Regions from separate parts of the Mus musculus genome. Here region 1 is linked to region 2. Evidence: chromatin loops called from intact Hi-C (ENCODE). Cell type or tissue: left cerebral cortex. All regions are shown on one strand. Links, peaks and the distances in the headings refer to the core of each region. The heading gives the core; the rest is flanking DNA. Region 1 holds the start of Gm40823 (a long non-coding RNA gene). Region 2 has its middle 17 kb from the start of Gm12108.

The links. Hi-C counts contacts between places; a loop is a spot of excess contacts. Peaks named below come from ENCODE experiments on the same cell type or tissue, not always from the same donor. Only the 100,000 strongest peaks of a DNase experiment are listed, where the experiment ranks them.
Region 1: a loop joins it to region 2, with 7 times the contacts of the local background. A loop is called at or near these places in 2 of 42 quality-filtered maps.

The regions. Positions count from the first base shown.
Region 1 is chr11:32,149,623-32,165,283 of GRCm38, forward strand. Gm40823 (a long non-coding RNA gene) reads left to right here and starts at 11,689. Exons shown (of 4, transcript XR_872353.2): 1 at 11,689-11,820; 2 at 11,926-12,089. In left cerebral cortex, for the core only: no CTCF peak of the experiment used is centred there; a DNase peak (open chromatin) is centred at 8,429; H3K4me3 peaks cover 234 bases; H3K27ac peaks cover 506 bases.
Region 2 is chr11:32,076,772-32,092,432 of GRCm38, forward strand. No RefSeq gene overlaps it. Among named protein-coding and RNA genes, the nearest start is that of Gm12108, 17 kb to the right of the region's middle. In left cerebral cortex, for the core only: no CTCF peak of the experiment used is centred there; a DNase peak (open chromatin) is centred at 6,891.

The sequences.
Region 1 (15,661 bases), core at 5,314-10,313, 74 kb after region 2:
AGGCAAGAGCTAGGAGAAGGGGGAATGCCCCTGTGTGGCAGTGAAGCTGTAAGTGCCAAGCTGAAGGGAAACCGGTGTCTGGATAGACAGAATCTAAGAAAGGGGCCATATTTGTGTCTATCAGAAATGTCCTCGCTTGCCACAAAACCGCTCTGCAGAGCCGGAGCTGAGCCGGAGCTGAGCCGGAGCTGCCTCTGCCTGTTGTGATGTGAACTATGCGTCTTGGTCGTTACCTTCTGTGGTGCTTGGAGATGTTACGCCCTCCTGTATCATCCTTTGCAGGGCTCTGATTGGGCAAAGGCTTATGGTACCCACCAAGACGCCCCCTGATCTTCCTGGAGAGGGGCTGGCTCACTCCCAGGACTGGTTTACAGGCTATAGTTGTCTGGAGCTTTGAGGAAAACTTGAGCAATCATCTGATTTTTCGGGTGCACAAGGAAATTACATAGTCCCTGTGGCTGTTACTATTGTACCCACTGGTGCCTGTTATGCACCATACTCTCCACCAGGGGTTGTGGGGGTCAGGGTGCAGACTGACATGTGAGTGTGTGTGTGTGTGTGTGTGTGTGTGTGTGTGTGTGTGTGTCTGTGTGTGTCTGTGTGTGTCTGTGTGTGTCTGTGTGTGTCTGTGTCTGTGTGTGTCTGTGTCTGTGTGTGTCTGTGTCTGTGTGTATCTGTGTGTCTGTGTGTGTGTCTGTGTGTGTGTCTGTGTGTGTGTGTGTGTGGTATGTCTCGGAATTTCAAATGCAGATAACTGCTCATGCCACTGGAAGGCAGATAAGATGGATGGTACAGCTGCTCTTTGTCAAGGGCCCTGGACTCTGGGACAGCCTGTGGAGGAGGCTGAATATGGGGGACACTATGACTGGAAAGTCTTCAGTTTTTAAAAAGAGATCAGGAATCCACAATGTGTTTTCTGATACTTCAAATTTTTCATACTAGAAATTATGTTTTAAAGTGAGAAAAGGAATGAGTGGTTCAATAGAATACAACCGTGGGCTCCATTCATTAATCCACTCTTAATCTTTAGAAAATAATTAATCCTTCAAATCTATAGGAGCAAAGTCCAGATCTGCCTGGGCACCAAAGTGCACAAATGCTCAAGTCCCTTGTATACAACCATGTGGTGTCTGCATAGAACCTAATACTTCCACCCCTATGAGGGACAATCTCTGGCTTACCTGTGGTGCCTAATACTGTGTAAACGCCATGTAAATAGTAAATAGCTACTGGCCTGTGCTAGGTTGTTTAGGGAATAATGACAAGAAAACACACACGTTCAGTACAAGCACATTTTTTTTTCAGGCTTTTTTTTTTTTTTTTTTTTTTAATTTTCAGCTGGCTAAATCTGCTCATGTGGAACTTACAGACAGAACCTGACCCAGTTTGCCAGGACTACTAACTCTGGAACTAACTCTGGCTAATGTCCCACCTTACACAACCCAATTTGTTTCTTTGTGTTTTTTAACAGGCCAGAGTGTTTGGGTTTTTATAGAGTTACACAGCAAGTAGGATAGAGAGAGAGACAGAGAGAGACAGAGAGGGAGAGAGAAAGAGAGGGAGGGAGGGAGAGACAGAGAGAGACAGAGAGAGAGGGAGAGAACTATGTAAGAGGGGGCATTATAGGGGAAATTGGGCTAAGATTATGTGGGATAAGAAACCCCATAATAGGCTGCCTTATTTAGGGTTTCCATTGCTGTGAAGAGACCATGACCAAGGCAACGCTGATAAAGGAAAACATTTAGTTGGGGCTGGCTTACAGGTTCAGAGGTGCCACCATTATCATCATGGTGGGCATGGCAACGTGCCGGCGGACTTGGTGCTGGAGAAGCATAGAGTTCTACATCTTGACCACAGGCAGCAGAAGGAGACTGGATTCCCCAGGCAGCCAGGAGGAGGCTTTCTGTCCACACTGAAGGTGACACTTGAGCAGAGACCTCAAAGCCCACCCCCACAGTGACACACTTCCTCCAACAAGGCCACACCTCCTAATAGCGCCACTCCCCATGGGCCAAGCATTCAAACACAGGAATCTATGGAGTCCAAATATTCAAATCACCTCACGAGCTTTCTTCAAGTTGGGCAAGGGTAGGGGATGGCTGTTGTCATTTTGTCCAAGTCCTAAGGCATCAGAACCAATAAGAATGTGGAAGCTGCTGGCATAGGTCTTGAAGGATCACAGACTTGCAGTTTGGGTATCCAAGAGCAGCAGAGAATGTGTTTGCCTGCTTCCAAAGACAAGCTCTCCTTACTTTTGTTTGCAGTCAGCCTTATGACTGGTTGAAGGTGCCTACACTGAGTCTGGGTGGATCTTTCTTGCTCAGTCCACATAGTCAAGTGGCAAGTTTTTCCATAAATATCCTCAAAGACGTACTGAGGAATGACAAGTTACCTGCTCCCTGGGTATTCCAAATGCCAAGGAGCAACAAGACTTCTCCATGTCTCTGCCCTCCACGGTATTTGTGCCCCCTTTAGTCCAGGCCAAGGAAACACCAGATCTTTAAATGAACTAAAGCTGAAACAATACTGAGTTCAAACCGCATTACCGAGGCTCTTATCACCTCTGGGCAGCTTCTGTGAGGGTCATCCAACCGCTCCCATAGTCAGAGACCCCTGAACCTGCTCACTAGCTCTTCCAGTTAGGCACACTTGTTCTCTTGAGACCCTGAGCCTTGTCAGGGACTCACCTTGTGTTGTAAGTACCCTCACTGCCTGACTTCTATGGCTGGACAATGTCTACTCATTCTTAGAAGACCATTTAAGGAACTTCTTAATTTCCCACCAGACAGCCCTAATTGAATGTTCGGCTAATGGTGGCGCATACCAATGGAGGAAGAGGCAGGCGAATTTCTGAGTTCAAGGTCAGCCTGGTCTACAAAGTGAGTTCCAAGACAGCCAGGGCTACACAGAGAAACCCTGTCTCAGAAAACCAAAAAAAAAAAAAGACTGACACTCCTTGAGCCTCTACACCCTGCCTCAGTAGATCATCAGTTACTTAAAGGAAGAGGCTCAACTCTGAGCAAATGATCCAATGTGTGCATGTCCTCACATCCATGCAAATCAGCCAACAGCCTCACTGTGGGTAGGAGTGCCCCACAAGTTCAGAGCGCAAGCACCTAGATGCTGATATCTCTCATCAGCGTGTTGACAGAGGGCAGAGAGCTCCAGAGCTGGAAGCAGACAGATGTGGCTGTTGTGAGCATCAGAAAGAGATGGCTCATACTATCAAAGAAAGACTCTTATAGCATCCTCCAATTCTGGTTAGTCTCAAACATTATTTCTTTTATTCTGATTTTTTTAAAAAAATCTGTACAAGTGTTTTTACCTGCACCTTAAATGTTCCACATACCTGCAGTACTCATAGAGACCAGAAGAGGGAGTAATATCCTCTGGAAATGGAGTCAGGAATGGTGGTGAGCCACCATGCAAGTATGGAAAACCAAACCCAGGACCTCTGCAATAGCAGCAAGGACTCTTAATTTAACCACTGAGCCATCTCTCCAATTCCTCAACCAATCAATGTATGAGAGTGAAGACAAAATGAAGAAGATACTAACTTACAAAACATTGAATTTCCTATATAATTGTTTATGATACTCTCTTTAGGCTTCTTTAAAAATACATGGGTTCTTCCCTTCTTCTTCTTCTTCTGTGGTACCAGGATCCGCCTCTCCTCTCAGGTGTGTGGACATCGCCAGTACACCACTGTAGTTCCAGGTTCCACCTTTCCACCGGTACAGCAGTTTGGAGAGGACAGGGCTAATTACGGAATGGATGGATGGAGTCCTGAGCCTGCCTCTCCCTCCTGGGCGTCAGATTCTGCTGTCCACCAGGCTGAAGGGGGTTGGGGGTTGCGGAATTCAGAGTCCGGAGTCCAGGTCAAGCAGGAAGGATCCTAGTCCTACTAGGAGCATATGCAGAGGGATTCAGGGAGTAGAGAGAAGGCCTTCTCTGAGAATCTGAGTGTTATGGCTCTTTTAAGTGAAGGCCTTCTCCAATGATCTTTAATGAAGCAGTTCTCTGAGATGATCTTATGGGGAGTGAGTTTGAACACATACATCACTTTATTGGGGGTGAACCAAGGGTTGGGTAGTTCTGTGGGGGGGAGGGTGTGAGAATATTCAGGGAAGGAAAGGCCACTGAAGGCTAAGGCTACTAAGATGCTTCATTAGCATGGAGAGGTGGCCCAGGTGCTGTGCCACTTAGCTGCCGAGGCAGGCACGGAAACAAGGAAGGAGATAGCTCCACTCCTGCCGGTCCCAGGGTGAGTCTAATCTCAATTGTTTATATTTCCAGGGTTTGGTCATTCTCTACCTAGACAGTTCTGTGCCCGTTCCTCTTGCAGCACGGTCCGCATGCCCCATATTCCCCTTCCTGCTCTGGATAAAAGACGGAAAGAGGACAAAGCAAGTCAACAGAACCCCTCCGAGCAGCTCGGCTCTCTACCTACTAAGTCCAAAGACGGGAAGTAAGTAAAAGACAAGATTTCAAAATCCATGAGTAAATGTGTCCAGTAGCCTCATAGATACAAACAACATTAACTCAATTTAAGTCAGCAACATAGATGGGAAACTCACCACAATGGATGAGACATGCAGGAATGAGGATGAAGAAGTCAGCACACACTGGGGACAGCAGGATGGAGACACGGCTCAGTGGTTAGATAGGCAGCACCCTTCCAGAAGACCCAGGTTGAAGTCCCAGGACCCACAGAACAGCTCACATCTGTATGTAACTCCAATCCCAAAGGACCCAGTGCTGCCTTCTGGCCTCTGCAGGCACCAGGCACACACATGGTACACAGACATACATGTAGAAAAACGCTCATACACATAAAAACAAATCAATAATATTTTAAAAGGAGAAAGAAAATTTCAGGAAAAAAAAAGACAATGAAAAAAATATAAATAAACATCTTGGTGGACGACATGAGAACAACAGTCTCAGCCATGTGGGGAAGGAATGAGCATCAAGGAGGACACACAGCTCTCAAACATCAACAAGGAGAAAATCGCAAATGAACACTAGGGTATGATCAAATGACCAGACTGTGTCAGTAAGACATCAAATTGAAAACAAAAGTTTTTAGAACTAAAGACATATAGAATCTATTCAGTGAAATTATGCTAGAAAATTTCTCAAATTTAAGGGGCTGCGTGATTGGGAGCGCTTACTGCTCTTCAAGAGGTCCTGAGTTCAATTCCCAGCAACCACATGGTGGCTCACAACCCTCTGTAAGGCAGCTACAGTATACTCATATACATTAAATCAATCAATCAATGAAGAAGAAGAAGAAGAAGAAGAAGAAGAAGAAGAAGAAGAAGAAGAAGAAGAAGAAGAAGAAGAAGAAGAGATATTTTAGAACACCAAATATATATGACCAAGGAAGACCCTCTCTACAATATGCTACTATCAAGATTTCAAAAATACTAAACAAAGAAACAATATTACAAACTGTAAAAGTAAGCCCATCAAATCCCATCAAAAGGCTGACACATCAAAATAATATTAGATATTTTATCCGTGACATTAAAAGTCAGGAAAGTATGAAGGATGAAGTGACAATACATGTGTCACACACAGTCTGTGACATGAGATACAGCCTACAGCTATCTCAATCGAGATATTATCTAGATTAGATTGGCCTGTGGGTGTGTCTGTGGGGGACTGCCTTGATTACTTCCAGTGATGTGGAAGGGTTCAACTCACTGTGGGAGGAGCCATCCCTGTGGGAGGAGCAATCCCTTTAAGGCAGGTGGGCCTGAGTTATATAAAGAAGCTAGTTAAGCTGGGCATGGTACCACACGCCTTTGAACCCAGCACTAGAAAGGTACAGGCAGGTCAGCCTGATCTACATAGGGAGTTCCAGAACAGCCAGGCCCATGTAGAGAACCTGTTGAGAGAGACAGAGAGAGAGGGGGAGGGGGAGGGGGGAGGGGGAGGGGGAGAGAGCGAACAAAATGACCTGTGAGTGAGTCAGAGAGCAACCCAGCAAGCAGCATTCCTCTAGTGGCTCCTGCCTTCAGTTCCTGTCTTAAGCTACCACCCTGACTTCCCTCAGTGATGGACTGTGACCTGGAAATATAAAATAAAATGAACCCTCTCCTCCCCTAAGCCTCATGGTGTTTGTCAGCAAGTTGGAAAGGTAACTAAACTTACCAGATGGTAACTTTATCACAGCAATTAAAAACAGGTCCGTTATGGGAGTCAGCCTTTATTTTTTTTTATTTACTTTATTTCATCATATGAGTGTTTTGGATGAATGTATGTATGTGTACCATATGCATGCCTCATGCCCCAGGAAGCAAAAAATAACACTGGATCCCCTGGAGCTAGAGTTAAAGATAGCTGTGAGCCACCATGTGGATGCTGACAGCTGAATGAGGGACCTCTTCAAGAGCAGCCGGTGCTCTAACCACCGAGCCATCTCTCCGGCCCCTCAGCCTTTAATCTTCCTTTCTCACCTTTGTATTCTAAGGGAATACAAAAGCCCAATCTCCTAGTAGCAGATGAAGATTATCGGCAGGAACTCATGATGCTGACACTCCGGTGCCTTCTGTCTGAAATGTGACACAGGAAACAGTGTAGACAGAAGATGGTCAGAGTCAAAGATAGGAAGGTCTAGGATCTACCTAAGAGTCTAGGATCCATAGGAACTTTGAAGTCAGTCATGTGGTTTTGCTTTATAAGGTATGCTGAGTTTACCTACCCCAGTTGCAAACACATCTGCATATCTCTTCTATTTGGCTCATCACTAGCCAACATAACTAGCTGCACCCTCTGATCTATAGTCCACTCTAAAGAGTCTCATCTCAAAGCAGAACGATTCAGTCAGTTCTGGGTTTCCTCACTCAAGTCAAGGGTTTCTTTGCTTTCCCACCCATGTCTGGTTCTTAAGTAGCATCATGTGAGATGGACTATTAGTTTCTGGGTTTTTCTAGGTCCACTTGACTCCCCACTACTCCAAAGGGTCCTTGGCCATTGTGGGACTGAGTAATCAACTTGGAAGTAGAACTGGTTGATTTGGCTAATAGGTTTACAGGATTTCATCTATGACTGGTTGGCCCTGTTGCTTTGGCCCTATGAAGAAACAATATGTTCTGTCAGGGGACATGTGATAGAGCAAAGTCATTTACCTAATTGCTTGGACACACATACACACACACCACATGCACAGAAACATTCACAAATACACACACGCGCACACACGTATACCACAGAAGAAGGACAAGTTTACTCCCACAACCCTCTTCTGCAGCATACCCTCAGAGACCTAACAACTTTACAGTAAGCACCCGTCAGTCCAGATGAACTCCCCTCCCAATGTTGCCATGGGCTCATTAACGTCTTTAATGTCTATGGGCGTTTGGAGGGCATGTCACGTCCAATCTGTGACATTGTGAGTGTCAAGGGTGTCGTTGCTGCCAAACCACATCCTCACCAGGCCCAACCTGTTTCCTGGTCCAGTCTCACACTTAAGAGGAATTTTCTATTTTGTTGCTATTGTGGCTTCCTTTTTTATTTTTTGGAGCCTGACTGGCCTCAAATACACAATCCTCAGCCTCCCATATGTACCACCACACCCACTAAAAACAGGAAGATTTCTGATCCCAAATGTTGAGTCCTTGTTTCTGATTCTCTTGTCTGTGCATGGCTTATTCCAGCTTCTACTCCACTGGGCCTGGCGCCTAGGGGCTGTATAAGCTCTCCACCGCCCTGGACCCACAGAGAAAGCCAGGAGCAGATCTGTCCTCATTCAGATGCCCCCATAATTAATTCACATGCTCTGGGGTCTGTTCCAGCCCCTACTTAACTGGGGGTGAGGGGGGGGGATGGGGAGGCAGGTATATCTAAAAGATCACTGGTATATGTCTCTGGCCATCTTTCATCTGTATGATTCCCTGGTCACATTTCAGACAGAAGGCAAGAGAGTGTCAAGATGGGCACATGCTCTTGCCAGGTTTTTGTTTGTTTGTTTTTTGGGTTTTTTTTGTTTTTTGTTTTTTGGGTGGTTTTTTTTTTTTTTTTTTTTTTCATCTGTCACGAGGAGCCTGGGGCTTTTGTTTCATTGTTTTATTAAGTCTTCTCTTGAGATACTTGTGGCCCGCTTCTTGAATGGAAAAGGGTGGTGGGGGGGGAACATCTGTGAATGTATCAAACTCTTTCAGCTGTGGTTTTCTGTGAGGGGCAGTGACTGGAGTGGCGAGGCCCAAGGCATGTGACATTCCCCATTGTCTTGCTTCACATTCCCAGGTTCCTAAGCGGCAGCCCAATCTGCAGGCGAGGCAACGTTTGCCAGAGGCTGTGCACCGTTCAAACCTGGCACGGGAGAGCCGGAGCTGAAAGTGTGAGGAGGAGGAGGGAGGGAGAGTGAGTTTTGTGTCTTTGCCCGAGGCTGTGTTGCCACACCATCTGGAGCCAGGAGGAGAAGATGGAATAAATATAAGGTGTCGATGTACAGAGCGGAAATGCATGAAATTGGCAGGAGCTCGTTCATCATCCTGCAAATCTGTCTTTACAAAGTGAAATCAAAATCAAGCCAGTTTGAACAATATGGAGGCTGAGCAGCTCTTCCAAGAATAGCTAATGAAAGGGAGGGGGAGGGGGAGGCGGAACCCTACAGAAAATATGCAAATGTATGAAATTGGCAGGTTCCGTTGACACTTTAGTGTGATTAGTATGCTGATTGGTGTGCTTTGGAAAGCACTAAAGAAGGATCATATTGTTTTAGGGAGAAAAAAAATAATGAAAGCCAATAAAGAGCCCAGAACCTCCTAACGGGGAGGCTCCAGTGTGTAGTCAGCTGGGCCCCGGTGAATAGAGAGAAGAGTCCTGAGTAGATTCTGTCTACACCACGGAGCCTCCATAGAAACACGCCAGCACACTGTATTCATTTACTCATTCATTCATTCATTCATTCGTGCACACAACAAGGGCATCTACACTTTGCCTAGCACTGTGCAAGATGCTCAGGACACAAAGGGCTCAGATGCCTTCTCTGGCTCAGGGTACTTTCATAGAGGACGTCTGTTGCATCTCACAGAATAACAATTGCTATGTGAGTGTCTCTGCCACATGATGTAGATGCTGGGCAAAAGGGAGAGTTCACACTGAGACAGTGCAACATATTAGGGGTTATGGGTAGAGAGCTTGAAAAAGATTCACAGAGAATGACATTCAAAATTGCAGACTCTGGGAGCTGGAGAGATGGCTCAGCAGTTAAGAGCACTGACTGTTCTTCCAGAGGTCCTGAATTCAGTTCCCAGCAACCACATGGTGGCTCACAACCATCTGTAATGGGATCCGATGCCCTCTTCTGGTGTGTCTGAAGACAGCTACAGTGTACTCATATACATTAAATAAATAATATTTAGAGAGAGAGAGAGAGAGAGAGAGAGAGAGAGAGAGAGAGAGAGAGAGAGGACTTTGATGGATGCATGTGGAGAAGTAGGCTAAAGGCATTTGAGGCATAAATAACAGAATACCAAAAGATACAAACTCAGAAAAGTAACATTTCCTGGGCTTGGCAAGGTGCCACTTGAGTAGCTCCTCTGAGAATACCCACCTGAGAGCAGCTGGGTGTGGGAACCCTTTGGTAGGCTGGCAATTTTTTCAGCCTGCTGGATATTTGGGATCCTTTGAAGATAACTGTGACTGCTTTCTCTTCACACATTTCCCAGAATTCTGGAGGCTAACTGAAAGAGTAAGCCTATGGCAAGTGGACCATGACTGCACACACATTGCCTCTGTACCTGCGGCTGAACCATGACACGGAGAAGAGTTGGCACTGAGGAGCTTTCTGTAGTTTCCCTTTTTAGGGTGGAGGCCTCAGGCGCCTCTGGGGCAGTAGGACTAAAAGCAGGGGAAATTCATAGGGCCCTTGAAGTTCATGGATGGGAGGGTCTCAGGCATGCAACCCCTAGGAATTGCCATTTTTCATGGTATCACCCCAGAGGGGATCTGAGGGCCCCCAGTGTCCCAGCATCTTAGTCTCTGGGGATCTTGCTGGCACCGATAGTACACTGCATGGTAAGCCCATTAGGCAGACACTCTTAAAGCCAAAAGCAAAATCTATTGCTGGCCAGCGGCTACATGAGGAACTTGCCCAAATCACACAGTTCTGAACCTTATGGCCCTCGGTCTTTTATGCACAAAAAACCACGTCTTGGTTGTCACACTTTAGTTAGCAAGAAGCAGAACTACAGAAACTAAAAGGCAAAGTTAGTGCACTTAAGAACTTTCTGGAACTATGGACTAGATCTTTGTGGATTCGGTCTTTGGTCCATTGTTGGCAGGCGTTGGGGCCTATGGGTTAAATCCTTTCCTGGGGTTTCTATTCTGACTTTCATTGGTTAGGTTCCCAGATAAAAGACACTCAGAGCCTTTATATTTACAATAAGCCTTAAACAGCACAGGAGTTGATCATTTACCTACCCTCTAGGCTATTAGAATCTATTTCCTATTAATAACCCCGAGTTACTACTTATTATGTTTCATCTGGGCTGTTCTTAACTCCAACTGGCCAGCCCTCAAGGCCAGCTGCACCCCTCCGCAGCTCCTGCCTCCAGGTTCCTTGCCCTGTTTGAGTTCCTGAACCGACTTCCTTCAATGATGAATTACAATGTAGAGGTGTGAGCCAAAAGAACCCTTTCCGCCCCAACTTGCTTTTTGGTCATGGTGTTTTGTCCCTGCAATAGAAACCCTGACTAAGACACTGTCCACTTAGCAAAGCAACAGCAAGTAGGTCCCCTTGGGGACTATGTCCTCCACAGCTGTGGGCTTTGACCAGATTTACAGTGGCAAGTCTGAGTCTCTCCTGTGTAGTGGCAAAAGCAGTCGGTGATCCCTGCAAAGTGTCAGGCCACTATCGCACCAGTGGGTAATCTGCCTGGTAACCCACACTGGCTTAGATCCTTACTGTAGTCCACAAGCTTCTCCCGAGACTGTTGAGTTCTCTCCCCTGGCCAGCTACAAAGCTGCCCTGTCACTCAGAATGCTAGCCAGCGTGGAACAACCGACCTGCTCGTTTTCTGCTTAATTTCTCTATATCTTTTAACCAAAGCAGGTAATACCTCCATCGATAGGGTCTTATCTGGTGAGAACCAAGAACAGCAAGTGCCTGCATTGCTTTGAAGGGCCTCTTCCATTCAAAGCCGTCAGCTGTAAGGAGGTGACTGCTCCTGGCCCTGCGGCTTTTGTTTATTAAGTATTCCAGAAACAGCGTTCCCCAGTGATGCAGCCACTCCTTTCAAACGTTTTAAAAATTCTTTAACTGGCTTACAGATGGCAGGTTTCCATATGGCTGAGATCTCTACAGTCAAGACAAATGTTTCTACCTATCGGTTGCTTTCCTGTGGTATGTCATAGCCACTCAAAAGTCTCAGTAATAGACATGAGGATGTAAATCAGCCATTCTGGGAATTCCAAGAGCTTCGCCTACAGGAGGCCATTGAAACTCACTGATGATCACATCCCCTGATGTAAAATGGAAGAGTGTCCGCACACAACCTAAATACATCTTCTTGTGCATCTTTAACCATCTCTAGATGACCTGATATACCTAATAAAATCTAAATAGCTGTTACCCTGCATCGTTGGTGGGGTGGTGATGAGGGAAATCTGCACATGACCTAAAGAGGTGTGCTTTTCTTTCTTTCTTTCTTTTTTTTTCCAAACATTTCTCATCGTTGTGGGTTGAATCTGTGGCTGTATCTAGAGGGCTGACTGGAATTATATCAGCTGGGTGAACAGCATTGGTAGGGAGCTGCACCGTCCAGTTGTAAGGGAAGAGAGAACAAAAGGGCAGGTTCCGGGATGAAGGTAGGATTTTGGGAAACCTTCCAGGAAGAAGAAAGGAAGGCTCCTCCTTTGGTACCCCCTCCCTCCCCTCTATAAAAAGGACATGGCAACATTTCTCCTTTGCAGGGATGTATGAAGTGATGAGAGGGACCACACGCAGCAATGGGTTCCGGGAAGAACAGCTGCCTGCAGAGCTGAATCGGGATGAGGTGTGGAGCAGGCTGGGCCACTGGAGGGAGCTCGCCTTCGCTGAACTCCTAGCTGCATTGTCACCTGCGCACCTAGCTCAGGTACCTTGTGAAGCACTCACTGCCCGGGTTTTCCAGACAGGGAGAAACACCAGTGCTAGAAAACAGGCTGGAGAGCGCCTCTAAGGCTCTGGAAGCCTGCACAGGCTTAGCCAACAGGGAACAATCTGGAAACACAGAAGTGGTGCAGAGATGGTGTCGTTCAGGTCATGGGGCAAGAGGTGATGATGGGGGACCGAGGGTGGGGTCCATAATCAGATCTTCCCAGTCCCCTGTGCTCAGCAATAGATGAGTCGTGGGTCCTGACCTGTCTCCAGGTGTTGGAAGTCCAGGTGCCTCCGGAGGTTCTCCAAGCTCCCTCTGGTAAGGGCTTGTTCAGTTCTGCTTTTGTGTGTTACACTTAATACTGTCAAAAGCAATCATAGCCGAGAGTGGGAGACCCAGCTTGGGGAGAGCCGTGCAGAGGTACCCAACAGTGGCCAGTGATGCCTGGTTCTGTGTGTAGGAGAAAAAAGGAGGAGTGGGTAGGAAGAGCCATGAGCTAACTCTGCCTGAAAGATGAAAAGCTATTTCTTCGCTTTGCCAGAGGAGGAAGGCAGCCTAGGGAGAGGGGGCGAAGGCACTAGCGACATACGGGTGCTGACACCAGCCCACCGCACCCAAGGCGACCGTGCGCGCGCGCATGCTCTGCCCCCTGGTGGCGAGGCCGCTCTGTGCACACAGCCCACAGCTCCTTTGTTCTGAGGCTGCTGTTGTGCTTATCACTACGTATTCTGCAGGATCTGGGCAGGCAGGACTGGGTGTGCTAGAAGAGCCCGTGAACCCGAGTTCCAATCTCCAACCGTTACTCCAAGACCTCCAAGTCGCCTCAGAGTTTCGGTTTCAGCAAGACCAAAATGGAGGTGAAAAGCACAGGCTTGATTGTGTTATGAGAAGCTGGCAGGAACCATCCTACTCCACCCAATCGCCGGTGTAGCATTTTAGAGAGTATCTGGGGTTGCTACCCACCAACCTACTGCCAGTTCGTTCTCATGCCACTGGCTCCTCTCCTCCTTCCTTCTCGCCTTGGAAGCCAATTTAGTGAACAAAGAACACATTTTGTTAATTGAGGACGCTCCAGGGACCTCACTGAACCTCCCAACACGGTTTCTAAGCAATGCCATACTCTTTTTGTTGTTGTTGTTTTTTGTTTGTTTTGTTCTTTGAGACAGGGTTTCTCTGTGTAGTCCTGGCTGATCCTGGAACTCACTCTGTAGACCAGGCTGGCCTCGAACTCAGAAATCCTCCTGCCTCTGCCTCCCGAGTGCTGGGATTAAAGGTGTGCGCCACCACGCCCGGCAATGCCATACTCTTGAGCGGACGCTGAAAGAACGACACGTCTCTTACCTTTAGCCTGCATCCTCAGAAGTGTGTGGAGGTGGGCTTGTCTTCATCTCTTCCTAGAGACAGATCCGCCACTAATCCACCTTGAAACCATTTTAGGTTCTATTCTGACATGGGATGGTGGGAAAGTGAATGAGAAAAAGATAGGAAGGAAGATAGGATAAAAGAGAAGCGAAGAGAAGATAAAAGGTCCCTCCTAGGGTTGACAGAGCAGAATCCTCCAGGCCTAAAGAGCAGGTGAAACGCATGATCAAACCACTGAGGCCGGAAGTCTGGCATCAGTGCAGGCAGGCTGGGTCCTTCTGAAGCCCCTCTCCTCAGCTCTCTGATGGCACCATCTCCCTTCCTCCTCACTTCTGCCCCGTCTCCTAGCACCTGTCCTCATGAGGACACCAGTCATGTGAAATAGAGACTCAACGAACTCTTTTTAATTTAGCTGCCTTCTCTCTAAATGCAGCCACATTTTGAGATGCAGGGATAAGAACTTCAACAGAGTGCATTTTGTTGGGGCATGGTTTGGCCCATACAGAAAGGCGGGAAGAGGAGGGTTAGAGAAGAGCCAGAATCCATATTATATAGTGTTGCCTCTGGCCAGCGTTTGGATGATATCCCTGTAAACATAATTGGGAATTTCAATGTCAGGAAATTTCTAAGGAATATTTGGATCTCATCCCACCTAGATTCACACTCTGACCCAATGGAGTTCTCGTCCCCCCTGTATTAGCTCTGCTGTCCCCACACTGTCCACTTTCCTTCCTTACTGTTGTTAGTGCCTCACCTTGACTCAGCTGTAAACCTTTGATGTGGGTGAAAACCTTGTGGCCCTTCTGCAGGGGGTTTAGGTAGCCCTAGATGTGAATCCAAGGTCTGCCATCTTAAAACTGTGTGTGATTTTGTTCTTGGAGAGGTATCTTCTGTGTACCACAGTGTCTCCCTTTGTGAAACTGCCATTGCAGTGCCTGCTCTTTAAAACCAGGTTAAGTATGCTGGCGGTGGTGGCACATGCCTTTAATCCCAGCACTCAAGAGACAGAGGCAGGTGGATTTCCATGAGTCTAAGGTCAGCTTGGTCTACAGAGTAAGTTACAGGAGAGCCAGGACTATACAGTGAAACCTGTCACTAAATATCAAACAGGGCTCTGGTCCTTCCTTCTCCCAGGGGCTGTTTTGCCACTGGCCCATGATGACAAAGAGAGCAGGGGTTCAGACGGCCTAGAGGGTGACAGTGACAATCATATCCATCCAGGATCAGCTTCAGCCAGGGAGCTCAATAATTTTTTTGTTTGTTTGTTTGTTTTTTTGTTTTTTGAGACAGGGTTTCTCTGTGTAGCCCTGGCTGTCCTGGAACTCACTCTGTAGACTAGGCTGGCCTCGAACTCAGAAATCCACCTGCCTCTGCCTCCCAAGTGCTGGGATTAAAGGTGTGCGCCACCACCGCTCAACGAGGGAGCTCAATTTTATTTGGGGTCAATGATGCTTATATAAAACTTTGAGGAGGGGATAGGAATATGCCTTTGCCAGAGTGGGCAAAGACCATTGGCTGAAGACTAGGGTTCCTGGATACCTCATTAGCATGTGGAGGCATTCCAGGAATCTCAGATGCTTTCTGAATGGGTTTCTTATCAGGGGAAAGGGAGTTGAACTTATAATTTCTCTAAGGGCTACATGACATTCCTCAGGGAGGAGGTGTGAGGTCTGGGGTCCCCCCAAACAGAGAAGAGGAAACCTCACTGACAAAGGGAGACTGCACTTTTGCACCAAGCTCAGGGTTTTCTGACAAAGACTAGGCTAAGATTAAATGTAATGAAGTTGGACGAAAGAAATAGCTCAGTGACTAAGAGCACACACTGCTCTCTCGATGAAGACCAGGTTCTGTCTCCAGCACCCAACTGCCTGGAACATCAGCTCTTGGGAGTCTAACACCCTCTTCTGGCCTCTTCAGGCATCTGCACATCACACACAGACACACACAGACACACGCAGACACACACAGACACACACATACACACATGCACACACAAATGCACATCATTAAAAATAAAATATTTTTAATTAAAAAATCTAAATCAAATGAAATTACTTATGGATCAAAAGCCTGACCCAGAAAGGCCTAAATAAGTGTGTCAGTCTGTGTGGTGACACTGGCCTCCCTCTGCAGTCTGTGTGGTGACACTGGCCTCCCTCTGCAGTCTGTGTGGTGACACTGGCCTCCCTCTGCAGTCTGTGTGGTGA
Region 2 (15,661 bases), core at 3,919-8,918:
TAGTCTCTTCAGATCCCCGCCTGGCCTACTTCACGTTAGTTGCCTATCTTTGTCATAACCTTTATGGCTTTGTAATTATTAGAAATCTGCTGCCGGGCTGTGGTGGCACACGCCTTTAATCCCAGCACTCGGGAGGCAGAGGCAGGTGGATTTCTGAGTTCGAGGCCAGCTTGGTCTACAAAGTAAGTTCCAGGACAGCCAGGGCTACACAGAGAAACCCTGTCTCAAAATAAATAAATAAATAAATAAATAAATAAATAAATAAATAAATAAATAAATAAAATAAAAAAGAAAGAAAAGAAAAGAAATCTGCTAGCAGACTAAGAAACAGAAAATAAGCTCTGTCTGGTAGTGGAAGGCATGGTTTATATTCAAACTTTACCTTTCAAAGGTACTACCAAGAGGCTGGAGAGACGGCTCAGCAGTGAAGAACAGTTGCTGCCCTGGCACCCACATCAGATGGTTCACAACTGCCTGTAACTCTAGCTCCAGGGCCAGCACCCTCTTCTGGGCTCCAGAGGTGTAAGGTGTTAGCTGCACTACACATACTACACATACCCACACCAGGACACATATTTATTAAAAACTAAATAAATTAGATAAAAGTTCTACTAAGATGGGGAGGGGTTTCTAAGAGGCAAAGCAAAACAAAAACAAAAATCTGAAAATGGGGAGCCCCTTCATGTTTCCCAGAGGATACAGGACAAATCAGGGTTCCTTTTGGAGGTTACTAGCCTTATTAATAAAATAATGTATTAATTGACTCAAATGGAAGCTTTAATTTTATTAAAATTCAGAAGAAAAAACGTCCAGAGCAGGCAAGTTGTAAATCATGGCACCTGCCTGAAGGAGGAGGGGGGAGAGAGAGAGAGAGAGAGAGAGAGAGAGAGAGAGAGAACACTGTGCTTGATTTAGACTGAGAAAGGTGGGCAGACCTAGCCAAATCTCGGTTGCTCACAGATGCTGCACCAGGAGGACAGGAATAATTTTGGGAAGGAAGAGTACAGGATCTCACTATGGAAATATTATCTCACCTGTCTCCTTAGTGTGGTTTAAGGTAAGCCCACCTTCCAGGGTGGTCCCTTGGCCAGGTGACTGACCCAGCCCAACTAGACTGTTAAGTTTCCACTTATGCCAGAGACTGTTCTCTCACTCAAAGGAGTGTTTTCTTTCTTTCTTTCTTTCTTTCTTTCTTTCTTTCTTTCTTTCTTTCTTTCTTTCTTTCTTTCTTTCTTTCTTTCTTTCTCTCTCTCTCTCTCTCTCTCTCTCTCTCTCTCTCTCTCTCTCTCTCTCTCTCTCTCTCTCTATTTCTTTCTTTCTTTCTTTCCTTAATGGTCCTTTACTGGTACTGTAACAACACGAATCCACATAAAGACTATTCTTTTTTCCTAAATTTCCATACATTCTGATCACATTAAGGAGAAACTTTTCAGCCTATTTCTACATTGCCTTAATGAAGGTCTGCATGCCTCACTCCAGTGTGGGATGTCACCTAAGCTGAGTTTACACAGTTTTAGTCATGTTTACTTTCAGCATTATTTTAGGATAGACTATGTGAGTTTATGTTTACAGTTTTAATGTGACATTCACCTTTTAATTTTTTTAATGATTTATTTGTTTTTACTTCATGTGCATTGATGTTTTGTCTACATGTATGTTTGCGTGAGGATGTCAAATCCCCAGGAATTGACATTACAGACCGTTGTGAGCTGCTACATGGGCACTGAGAATTGTACCCAGTTCTTCTAGAAGAGCAGCCAGTGCTCTTAACTACTGAGAGCATTATCTCTCCAGCCTCATGTTTTACCTTTAAATAAATAAAAGTTTTGAGTAACATATCTGGTCAATTGAAGTAAAGAATTAAGCAAATTATCAATGTGATACAATGATATGGCTAAAATAAAATATCAGCTTTCAGAAAGATAGTTGGGAAATACAAGCCAGGAAGATGGTGGACCATCCCAAGATGTCAAGACTTAGGAAATGGAAAACAAAGACTCCACGAAGCCCTCAGTTCCTCCCAATCTGTTTCTGCCTGACTCCCCGCATCTCTGGCAGCTCCCTCAAACAAGCTCACTGTAACAGAAAGTGGCTGGAAACAACTTCCAATTTTGCAGCCATGAGGGAAGTGATTAACTGCTTTGCCTTCAGTTCCAATTTATTGTCCAGGGGTCAGAATTACCACCCAGACATGGACACAGGTAACTTCCTGTCTCGTGACTCAGCTCAGAAGTCAAATGTGAGATCCAAGAAGTTCTGAGGGGCCAGAGAACAAACATTTGCCCTTAGACTGGAGGCTTTTTTCTTAGTGAAGAGTTCCTTCCAAAAAGTTAATAGATGAATCATGCCAAATAAAAAGATTTGCAATATCTCAAACTGAACAATTATTGGTGTGCAATATATAAAGAGCCCCTACAAGTCAATTTTCAAAAGAAAGGCACTCAGTAGGAACCAAGAAGGTGAAGTGTACTTTCATAGGAGAAATCTACAGAGCTAAGTGGCACCTGAAGCCAGACTCAAACTCAGTAGTCATGGTGGCAGTGTAGTTGTGAACAGCAACACGATAATGAACTTTACCTATTAGAAAGACAAACAGTGATGAATATATAATTCCAAGTGCTTTCAGCCCACAGGAACATCAGGTTTTGGCCACGGACCTCATAAGCACACACAAGATCTTCAAAGGAATGGATACTAGATGTCCTCACCCAGGCCTGTGTGCAAGGGAAGAGAAGACTAAAAAGAGAGCCCGGGTACTCATCACAATGGGTAGCCCTTGTGGCACAGACACTGGGCATCTCCCTCAGGAGCCAGAATCCATAAATGAGAATGAGTGCAGGCAGCCACATGGAATAATCTCCATGAACTGAGGGAGAGAAATGGGTAGCCAAATGGCATTAATGGCATAGTCCTGTTTATTTTTCTAAAATGCACTACATGCAAAACAGGATGTTACCTAGCTGGTTAAAATGATACCTATCTAAGGCCATACTCACAACACTGTATCCTGGTTACAAAGAGGGATGAGGTGATGGTAGCAAAGAACCAGAGAGGAAAAAGAGAAGTTTAAAGGAAGGGAAATGGTGGCCAGGCTAGCAATCCCGGGTGCCTGCTCACAATGCCTGTTTGGAATGCATCTGAGAGAGGGGTAAACCTGGTTAGGAGGTTATTGGTGCAGCTCGGGTGTGAAGGTAAGAGTCAATTGTGGCACTGGTGGAATGATGTCAGTGGATGCAAGAGAAGAATAGGAATGGTGTGGCATGTGATGGAGTGAATAGGGGTGAGAAACATCAAGAGTACTTCTAGTGTCCATTGTACTGTGTTGACATCATTGGGACAGTGGACAGGAGTGGGATGCTCAGGTGCCCTTTTGTTTGCTGCTACAGGAATAAATCACTGCTGTGTCCAAGGTGAGGCATGGAAGGTTTTTATTGCAGATAAACGTTAGACAATACATCCAAGCACCTTCCTTATATAATGGTACATATGCTGCTTTGCTGAGTCAACCTTTAAAACATGGCCGAGATGACCCAACAAAACAAATTTCTGGACTCAAGAGGAGAGCAAATAGTATTTATATTCCAGGAAAACTAGGGTTTCAGCAGACCCAGAATAAACATGAGGTTTTCATTTGGCATTGGAAGCAATTTGAAGCTGGGATTGAATTTGAAGTTGGGATTTGTTTTTAAATCTCTAAATTACCAGTTGTCATTTGAGTGTAATATTTTATTCCCCATTGGCTCCATCTTGAGTAGCAGGACTGTAGGTCCTTGGTAAAACAACACCAGAGTCTTCTGAAGGAGAGAAATGGCTCATGGCAGTTACCAAAATCTTGTTTCTCAAACTTTTGACTCACATAGCAGTTGGCAAATCCAGGGATGGAGGGCTGGGTGAACATCAACTTGACTGGAAAGACTCAAAGATCAACAACACTCATTTTTGGATGCTGCATTAAAGTCCACAAAGGTTGTGGTGGTTTGAATATGCTTGGCCCACAGGGAGTGGTACTATTAGGAGATATGGCCTTGTTAGAGGAAGTGTGTCACTTTGGGGGTGGGCTTTGAAGCTCCCCTCTGTTCAGAAGAATTGGTTTTTCTCCTGGCTACGGTCAGATCAAGATGTAGAACTCTCAGCTCCACCTGCACCATGCCTGCCTGGATGCTGCCATGCTCCTGCCTTGATGATAATGGACTGAACCTCTGAACCTGTAAGCCAGCCCCAATTAAATGTCCTTTATAAGAGTTGCCTTGGTCATAGTGTCTGCTCACAGCAGTGGAAACCCTAACTAGGACAAATGTCTTGCAGATATTAGGATGAAAGAGAATAAAAACCAAGCAAGAGGTAGAGGAAGGTTACTGGGACTACCACTGGAGTTTGCAGCTCTAGCTCTGCCCCAGACTTCACAGGGCCTTGGGCACCCTACCTGCATGGACCTTCCAGAGTCTCACCTGTTTCTTGAATTATAAAATATACTGATTCTAAGAAAAGGTCTCAGAGTGCTTTCCCTACTGGGCCCCATTGCTCTCTGCCCTCTACCCCAGCTTTTCACTTGCTAAAACTCTTACCAAGTAGACAAATATCCCCTCCCATGTATACATTCCTTTTGAACAGACTCGATGCATGCCTTTGAGGTATTCTTTATCAGGTATGTATCTAGTCATGAGGGCCAGGCTCTACTCTATGAGTGAGGAAAGTAAATGACAGCAGAGGCTGAGGCTGTGTGTCCTGGAAGCAGTGTGAGCAGCTGTCGTGCTTTAAATGTAGCATATCCTCCATAAGTTTCTGTATTTGAATATTAGTCCCAGGAGGCAGCATGTGGCTTGGGAGTGCCTCAGTAGAAGAAGTGGCTGATAAGAGGTGACCCTTAAGGGTTGTCACTCAGCACCGCTTCCTGTGGAACTCTCTGTTTCCTGATTTCCAAGATGAGAACAATCTGAACAACATGCTCCACAACCAAGAGGGGAACCATGTTTCACCATGCCCTCCTCACCAAGATGGCTGGTCTGCCACCATACCTGCCTGGAGGCGATGACTGTAACCTTGAACTGTGAGCAAATTCACATACACACACATAAACACACACACACACACACACACACACACACACACACACACACACACACACACTGAGATGCTGAGCTTGTCGCTATCTGGTATTGGGTCACAGTGCTGTAAGAGTGACTAAAATACTGGCTGTCTCTGTCTGCCCGGAGCAGCCCTAGTAGCAACACAGAACATTCGGGATGTAGTGTGAATATGCACTGAGTGTGTCCCCTAAGAGTTTGAGCATTAGAAGTGTGGTGATGAGATCATAGAAGCTTATGGAGGAGCCTGTGCCTAGGTGACCAGATGATTTGGATATTGGCCCTAGAATGGACTAATGTCATTTTCATGGGACCCTAATTAGTCCCTGTGTGAATAGGTTGTTGTGATGGGGCAAGCTTGCCCTGTCTGATATGTTTGTAAAAAGATAAAGAGAGAAGGAATATGTTCTATGGAGGTGTAGTCAGGTATGGGGGAAGAGGGTGCCTCCGCAGGAGGGCCCATCCCTTCACAACCACATGACGATGGTATAGTATAGAATAGAGTTTATTCATTGCATGGGGAGGGGAGTAAAGAGGGTAGTAGAAGCAGAGAAAGACAGAGTGAGGGTGTAGAGGCCTGCTATGAGCATGTGGAGAGAGCAGGAAAGGAGAATGGGGAGGGGGGAGAGGGAAAGCAAGAAAAAGAGAATGCAAGAGAGGAGCAAGAGAGCAAGGAGGGGGCAAGCAGCTCCTTTTACAGTGAGTCAGACACACCTGGCTGTTGCCAGGTAACTGTGAGGTGGGGCTTAGACAGAATGCTAACACTGTCTCTTCCTCTAGTTCTATTCCATCATGTGATCCCTCACTTTTGGGAATACAGCTGTGTAGGCTTAGATTTTTATATTTTTATGTTTAACACTACTTTTAATAAGGATTCTGAAATGCTTCAAGCCCCTTCTAGCTCACCAACCAAAGATAGGAAAGAAAAGGTGATAAAAAAGATCAAAGAGATGTGGCCCTGTATAGAAGTAGTTTTTTTAAGGGTGACCTTAATCTCCATTTGTCAGGATAACAGCAGTCCAGTTGAGTAGTATCAGGATACCAAACATGACTCAGCAACTATGACATGATCTAGCACAAACAGCCAGGCCTCCACGAAATCAGCATGAGTGATCGAGTGATCAGGAGCGACCAGGACCAGCCAGGGACACCAGGAGAAGTTTTTTGCCTTGCCTCTTTCAGTGAAGTGAAGATCAGCAAAGATGAAGACACAAGACCAACAAAGCATTGCAAAGCTAGATATGCAAGGGTGCTGTCACTGTCTGTTGAGTCCTAGTTATACTTCTTCCAAATATCACGTTCCTCCCATGGGTCTTCCCTCAGCAAAACATCACGTGAAGTGGCCTTACCACGTGAGTCTGTATCAGCAAGACACCACGTGAGCCTGTATCACCTGACATATCCAGAAACGTCCACTTTACTCCTGCCATGATAGCACTGACCACATAGTGATATAGCCAATGCCCTCATGAAGCCAGAAGATGCATGTGCCATGTTCTCAATCTCCAAAAGCTGTGAGGCAGCCTGCTTTCTTAATATTGCCCAGCCTCATAACAGCAGGAAAGCTAATAGTCTTATATCCTAGGAAATGCTTCAGTCTCAGATTGACGGGCATCCCAGAAAAGTAGAGTCTGAGATTTAAAATAGTGGCTGTAATTTTTCAAATCTTGTTCTCCTGTTAAGTAAATATTTTACCATGCACTCAGAAGTGTGGTCCCTCCCCCTCTCTTCTCAGTATCTCCACCTCCTCCTACTCCCACCTCTCAGAAGACTCCCAGAAATCCTTGAAGCATCTTGTGGAATTTAGCTTAGAATCAAAGCATCTTGGCAGAGTCTTCCTGGTGATTCAGCAAAGCACCCACGTCTCTGATTGGGCACACAGTCAGATCACAGTTCCTGGTATTCCCGATGAACAGGAGTGCTTTGTGACAGGACTCTGGCTAGTAGCAAACAGGCACACAGCTGGAGGCCAAAGCCATGGAAAAACTCCTCCTTCTGATGTTTTAGTCTCTGTATCCTCCAGCTCAATGGAGAAAATTCTAAGAACCAGAGTAGGGTGATATACTTAATGGGCAAAGACCCTGGGGCCTTGGGTCACTGCTTAGCTGAGAATTACTGTTAGAAGGTTCCTTCATGGGCTCTCCCCATTTCTGCATGTCTTGTGAGAATAGGCACTAAGAGCCTTCATTCCAGAGAAGGCACTTACAGCCTTCATTCCAGGGTCTGTGAATAACAACCCTGGAAGATAAAGATGGCATCTACTTCTGGAGCAGAGGACAGATTCACTCACTGCCTGACATAGTAAAGACAATGTTCCCTAAATAGTCAAAAGTCATCCAAGTTTACCCCACATTGCAAAAAGCTAAAGCCCCTTCCTCCGTTGTGTTAAGCCTTGGTAAGGTGCCCACCTGGGTCACTTTTGCTAGGACAAACTCCAAGACCAAAAGAAACTTAGCTAAGGAGAGGATTTACTTAGCTTGCATTTCTAGGTCCAGGTCTATCACTGAGGAAGTCAAGGCAGCTCAATTAGGAGCTGAATCAGAAACCATGAAGACGTGCTGCCTCCTTGCCTTTTCACTGGTTCATGTTCAACCAGCTTTTTTACCCAGCTGGGGACCACTGGCCTTGGGGATAGTACCACCCACAGTGGACTGAGCCCTTCAACCTTAATTAGCAATCAAGTAACCTACAGGCCAATCTGATCAAGGCAATTCTTCATTTGTGGTTCCCTCTTCCCAAGTGACTCTACACATTGACAATAAAACCTAACCAGAATATAGGGCAAAAGAAACCAAAGAGAACATGATGCCCTAACCCTTGGCTGTGCCCCAGGGGCCCTGTGTTTTCTGCCAGGAACCACAATATGGGAGAGATTAATACCGTGCACTTCCTGTGCAGACCAGATGTGACTAAAGCATATTGATCCCCCTCTTCTTCAATCCTCGTTCCCCATTTCTCCCTGTCTAGGGGACTCCTCCCTTAACCTGGGACTGAAGCTACAGAGGAGAGCACTTCTGGGCTGTACAGCTGCCCGGCTTCCTCCTAAGCCTTTCTGCTGTGCTGGAGCAGATTCCCTTCCCAAACATTCAGGACTTCCAAGGTTGGAAGTGCAAAGCAAGGCAGCTTTGGGCTCCCATATTGATCTCCTGAGGTAGGCAGGACTCCAGGGAGGGCGAGGGAAACAATGGGACAGACAAAAACTAATATGGGAACCAGGAGGGTGGGGGAATTCACTAGTTTCCTAGGACATCTCACCGGAAAACAAAAGGCGAAGCTGGTTTCAATAGAAAGGGTGTCCCGGGTACCTGTACTGCTGACATCCACATGGGGTTGCGTGCAATTCCTGTGCAAGGAGTTGGTGCACATGGCAGGTTCCCCCTCATCTGTTGAGGTGACAGACATGTGTCCCACCTCCCATGGTTTCCTTGCACCCAGCAGCTTTCTTCCTTTTTTTTTCCTTGTTTTGTGAAAAAAACCTTAAGAAGAGATGGGCCCTCTTGATTTTGAAGGGCGGGTTACCATGCTGGGCCACAGATCAGTCATCTCTGAAAGCCACTGAAGATGCTACACCTTTTGGTGTACGAAGATTTAATTCTTCATGTAAAAATAAGCATGTACATCCATCTCACTAGTATGTAAGTTTGATTTCATCTTAATAAACGGCAAAAATATGTGTGTCACACTAGTGTTTAAAAATAATTTCTCTATGCCATATCATCAATAAATGTTTGATTCACTATTTTATACCTTTTACATTTTTATTTCATTAATTTATTTTTTTTACGTTTTGCCTTCCTGTATGTTTGTGCTCCACACGCATGCCCGGTGCCTTGGAGGTAAGAAGATGTTGGATCCTCTGGGATTGAGGTTACAGATGACAGTGAGCTGAATATGGGTTCTGGGAATCAAATATTCAAATATTCCTCTGGCAAGAATAAGAAATGTTCTCATCTGCTAAACCAACTCTCCAGTTTTATACCTACTTTGTATTTCTATTTTATATGCCTCTCTACGTACATCTGGGGTCATGCAGAAAATTTTTTTCAACCTAAAGAGGTAGCAAGTGGAGAGAGGTTAGACCTGCCTTCAAGGGTGCCGTCCTTGGGACATGCATCTCCAAATGACGTTTCCACACTGGATCTGAGTCTTCATAAAGCTGAAAATGCTGAGTGCTCTCACCACGGCCAACGCAGTTCTCTCACAAGCAGAGAGACCCAGTGTGTAGGCCCCAATGGGGAGCGAACGTGGGATAGATACCAAGGAAAACTTCTGAACAATTGCTGTGACATCTTCCTAACAACGGTAGTTAGGACAAAAATAACCCTCACCTTCAAAAGCACATCCCCAGACAGCGATTGCACTTGAGCCTCTGAGGCTCCGCGAGACCTTGAGCGGTTCCTGGAAAAGGTGGCTGGGACCTGTGGCCCTGAAAGGCTGGTCAGGGTCCCAAAGTTGATCTGTCATTTTGGGTTCCAATTCCAGAATCTGAGTTCCAGAAATGGCTCTGTGAGGAGGTGCCAAGTTCTCAAGCAGTAGATGTACAAAGAAAGAGAATAAAGATTATGGGATGGGAGGCAGGATCTGCAGCCTCTGTGGTCCCCACTTCAGCTCTGCACTCATGGGATCACAGTCCTTCCAGCTTACCTAGGCCCTCTGTCTGCATACTGCCTTACAATATCAAACACATGCCCAGGTATTTCTCCTGGGTCTCCTGGCTTGATATGGCCCCTTGACCTGACACTCTCAGCCACACTCAGGGCTAGACCTAACATCTGTACAGACTGTCACTGCACTGAAGGGACCCAGGACAAAGAGCTACAGAAACTAGGCTGTGGTAACCCTCTGAGGGGCTACTGTTTGGCTCCCAGCCACAGACAGCTGCCTCCAGGCTGGAGAAGCTGGTATTGGCCAAACAGATCTGTTTAAATAAGGTCTGCTTCCCTGTGCTCTGGGCCTTGGAGACTCAGTGGGGCAAATCCTGGAGTTACTCAGAAATGACTCTGAGGGGCTTCTCTCACACCAGGCCTTTGACTTTGCTCAGGCCTAGAGGCCTCGGTACAGATATGGGTGGCAGTAGAACTGGCATCATCCGGTTGCCACAATATGTCAGTATTCTGAGCAAAGCTGGTCCTCTTGAAATCTCCCCAAGGCTCCAAGGCTCTGAAATGCAGAGAAAAAATATGTCTTCTCCAAAAACCAGGGCTTGTGGCTTCGGGGCATATGCTCAACTCCTGCCACAACCAACACTTACTTTATGGATGTGCCTGAGATAGAGAGAAAGACAGAGTGTTTGTTATAGAAGTTTCTCTTTGAAGTAGCTTTTGTATCAGGTAGAGCTAGTTTATGCCCTGTCTCCACTGGGTATCCCAAGGGATCTTGGGCATAGCTCTTGCCCTCTGGGCATCTACTTCCTCATCTGTGAATGGATTTGAACTTTGAATATTAATCTCCCTGAGCATCATCAGTCCTGGCTGTAAACTGGGAATCAGCAGCGTCCTGAAAACTGTGAGTACCTAATACATGCCCAGTCAACCCTTCTTGGACCTAAAGGAATTGTGAGGAATCTAGGTCCCACTGAGGAGCTGGGGACTGGGCCCCCTCTAGAACTAAATGTTGGATATATCTGATCGATGCCTGCAGGAAAGCCCCACTCCCAGAGACTGGCTGTAACTCCTTTCTGCCTTTGTTTTAATGCCTGCTGTAGTCTGGCTCTGCAGTGATGCAGATGTGGGTGTTGTTGCTAGGCAACTGGGCTACGGCACTAATCCTAGGAGGCCTTGGTTTCATTGGCTGCCTATTCTGAAGCTGCTGATAGTGTTGACTTGGAAATGGCTGTAAAAATGAGATGAGATGATGTCAGTACCAGGGTACAATGTTTGTGTGGTGGGACAAAGAGGCCACTCATTCCATAACAGCCCCAAGGTGCATGCTCCTGATGACTGTTGTTTTACCAATAACAACCTCAGGATGTAGGGAGGAAAGTGGTTGTGGTGCCAAGGAATAAATCTACATGCATGTGACTTCAGAGAGGAGGGGAAGCTGGGCTTTGATGTCCTCCCTGCTTCACCCATTGTCCATTGCAATGCTTTAAACGTAAACCAGATCATGTGTTCCTGCCGCAGCCCACTGTCTGTGTGAGTAGGCTAGACCGTCCTATATGAGACTCAGTGCTATGGGACCCCAGAGGGTTGTTTACACCTTCGTTCACACTGCTTCTCCCTCATTCTGCATCTGCTGCCTTTTCTCTAAGTGTCCTGCTCTTGCTGTCCTCATCACAGGTCCCCCACTCCCCTCCAGGCTTCAGTCAACACCCACCCCACTGCCGCCCACCGCAGCCCTCTGTGAACCTCCCGGCTTTTGAATTTCTTTCTGCCCATTCGCATAACTAACTCCTCTGTCCATGAAGTTCAACCCTGCTTCACCATATTACACTGTCCCAGCCTGGCAGATAGGGGAAACACAATAGATCCCTCCTGGGTGAATGTCTGAGAAGTAGACGTTTAGTTTATGAATGCCTCCTGGGACCTTTGATCTGACACTTGAGGTGAACACTTCTTTGATATCTGATCTTCCTCTATTATGGGCCAAGTATGCTGGGGACACTCTCTCTTGCCATTAGCCTATTTTATAGGTGAGGTGCTTGAGATACAAAGACAGGAAGGAGCTTACCCAAGGTGTCCCAACTTGTGAGATCCAAGCCCAAGTTTCCTGGCTCTTCTGTCCTGCTCTGAGGTCAAGATAAGACTAGTGCGAGAGCCAGGCATAGCGCCACACACTTTTAATTCCAGCACTTAGGAGGCAGAGGCAGGAAGATCTCTCTGAGTTTGAGGCCAGCCTGGTCTATTTACCAAGTTCCAGGTCAGCAGGACTACATAAAGAGACCTCCCCCACATCTCCATAAATAAATAAATAAATTTTAATGTTTAAAAAAACACAAACCCTAATGGGATGTTTGACATTGTATTTGAGATACTTGTGTGTCAGTATCTGGTGTGAGGAAGCTGTTGCAATACTCAGGGAGCTGTCAAGGGCACATCAAACATTCTAGTTTATGTAAGCACTCCTAAAACGGGCATGAAAGAAGTGTAATTGTAAAGAGGGGCTATCGGTAAAGTCTATGGCAGTCCAAGTCAAGTTCTCCTTTAAGCCAAACATCAGATTCTATGACTCCCATCAGAAAACTGACAGATGGCTACTGAGGCTGACAGAAAACAATGTCACAGAAATATCAGGACAATTATTTCCCCAGAAATCTTCAAATCTGTTTTGAAGATCTTGCATCAAATTAGGAAGGGCTACATATTTTTTGCTGTTCAGGGTTTAGACGATTTGCTAAAATTCATAAATTCCTTTCATCCTTGTGGTATTTTCATTCATTCTCTTTGGGGGCTGTTATGATTTGAAATACTGTGTTGGTAATTTGTTTGTCACCTTAAAGACAAATGTTAAATTCATGTAAATAAGCAGTTAGATCCACTAAAAATGTTAAATCTGTAAGCTGATTTTCATTGTCAAGTTCTGGACAGATTTTGGTTTTGAAACCATAAATGACTCCATAGCCTGTCACAAATTATAAGATCTTTCCAACACTGGGCCTCCACTGCATCATCCTAACTCTGAAGAGCAAATGTCACCATAGTCAACATGACCTGACTGTGGCGTAGTCCTGGGCAGGAGATGATTTCAACCTTCATAAAGCTTTTATGAAGTTCAGTCTTGATGCAATGCACACCATGGTCCCCTTTTAAAGGTTTTGTGCCTGAATTTCTGCACAAGCTTTAAAATGACACTTCACTAAACATGAGTTTGGGGTTGCTATCATGCCATTGTCTATTTATCTTATGAGTCTCTCTCTTCAACTTACAATATCCAGGTCCCATCATTTACTACACCAGACATATTTACACGGACAAAAAAAATCACTTTAATATTTTTTAAACTGTTTTGAATATATCTCCTTGGTTCTGAAGAAGCCAGTTCTTTGGTGACATATTCCCATTGACACCTCTGGCAAAGACCATGTTTGTGACCCGTCAGCACGGCCCTTCATTACCACAGTATGGAATTTTAAATCAGCAGTTCTACATCAAACATATTTCAACAGATTTTGAAAATCCTTCCACACTCCTGGCCATAGTCTGGTGACTTTAAAAATAGCCCCCTTTTGTGGGCCTGAAGAGGGGTAGGGGAAGGAGGGGGGAGGGAGGATAGCCCACGTCTGACCAGAGTTCCTCCTGTGCTCTGGGCAGGCAGACTCAGGAGGACTGCCAGACACTTTCCACTTGGCTCCGGGAGGGCATCTAAGCCACTGACCCCACTCGATGGGGGGGGGGGGGCAACAAGGGGCAGCCCCGGATACCAGGGGCCCTGGGGTGACACACTTGGCCCCAGGGATATGGGAGAGAGGGCAGCGGGAGAGAGGTTCCCACGCAGGCAAGAGTCCTTAGTCCAGTCCATGGCTGGAGCACAGGAAGGCCTTCCATTGGGAAATTAGAAACGGCTCATTAGGAGAAAGCCTATCTCATTGTCCAAGCACAGCAGGCCTTGATGAACAGAGACAGTCTATGGTTTTAGAGCTTTATTGTAGAAAGGCAGGGGGAAAGAGAAAAGGTAAAAGAGAGAGAGAGAGACTGGCCATGATCAAGAGGAGAGAAGGGGGAAAAGGAGAGAGAGAGAGAAGAAAGGCTATAGTAAGAGAGAAAGTAAGAGGGAGAGAGCAAGGAGAGAGAGTGAGAGAGGAGAGGAGAGGAGAGGAGAGGAGAGGAGAGGAGAGGAGAGGAGAGGAGAGGAGAGGAGAGGAGAGGAGAGGAGAGGAGAGGAGAGGAGAGGAGACAGGAGGGGAGGGGAGGGGAGGGGAGGGGAGGAGAGGAGAGGGGAGGATGAGAAGAGAGTGAGGTAGGGTCAAACAGCCCCTCTTATGGTGGGCTGTTATCTTGGTGTTGCTAGGTAACTAGTGAGGAGAAGGTCAGAAGCTTGGGACATTATCTACGTGACTACTAGCCTCATACTTCTCCTGTGAGAGCTGTGGGGATGGTAACTTGGACAGGAGCCTTGAGTCCAGAAGACATGAGGGAATGCCTACCGTCCTATGTAGGTGAACTATCACCACAGGATCTCAGGGTTCCACACCTCAGCTTGACTGGAGAGCAGACTGTCTGTGTATAGTCCAATGCCCCACACCCTTTCTCAGAGCATAGCTCTGCAGAGACTGCTTAACAGACCCAGTAAATAATTTTGATCATTTTTGTGGTGGTATTAAACACATTGCCACATAAGTAGCTTTTACAGTATCATTCATCTGAAGTGTAAACTCATTTACTTCTTTTTTGAAAAGACAGACTTATTTTCAGTGCCGCTTTCTAGTCCGTAGCATACACTGGGTGATGTTCATAAGATTTGGCAGTACATTTTACACAGAACACCTTTCACATCACAGTCTTTGAGAACTGGCAAAAATTCCCTACAAATTAGGCGGCGTGCCTTGCTCAACAAAGAAGCGGCCATCGCCTGTCCACTTTCCTTTAGGCAATCTTCCTTTAAGTTTTTCTTTTGAGACATTATAGAAGCCATGCTGGAATTACAAACAAGAGATAAAAAGCATGTTTTTATTACGAAAATTAATCTTCAGGAGAACAGAAAGCAGGCTTGGGTCTTCCCACATCTCAGCTGCTGATGCAACATGGAGTGGAAGCTGGCCATGAAGCAAAGGTGTGATGGGCGTAGAAGTAGTTCTGTCAATCAAATAAGAACCCTTGCCTGTGTTCGTTTGCCGTGGTCCTCTGAAGCCTTTCCAGTAATGGTGTTTTGTTTGTCAAGCTACGCCTAGCATACAATGGAGTCAATTCTGCTTGACTCTGCCTTTGGAAGAAAACACTGGAAGCCACACATCATTGTCAATCCAAAGCTACAGGTGTGTACTGACAGTGACAGCATGCATAGATTTCTTTTGTGTGGCACTGCAACATTGTCATTTATAAATCTCAAACCAGAAGTCTGTGAAATCCAGCTACCAAAAACATTGCAAAAATATAATGTGTTAACTAAGTTTATAATTTTGTTTGGGGAGGGATTCATAGGGAGAGATTCTGGGCTGCATGTAGCCCATAGATGGTGGGTTGGGCAGGCTGTTTCACATTGGTGTAAAATGTGTAGCCACATCCCAGTGGCAATTCACATATCTAGTACCACACACTGTGTGCTGTCCTTAACTATATCTGAGATGCTTTCTCCTCCTCACTCCCCATCTTAATACCCTCCACCTTCCCTCTCTTTCATTCTTTCTTTGTTTTCAGTGCTGAGGGGTGGAGCCCAAGACCCTCTACAGACCAGGGCATGTTCTTTCACTGGATTGTACCTCCACCTGCCTGTGCTTTGCATTTATGCACAGTAGGGTGCTTGCTTATGTCAGCATCATCACTGACATTTTGGGGGGTGAGCTTTGCCAGCACAAGACTATAGCCATTTCTCAACTCCATTGTAACACTAGGCCTCTTCACTGACACACCTAACTGGCATTATAAACTTTCCCCCAACACAGGCCTCCCTCAGCTTTCTCATCCCTACAAAGAACTGTCTAC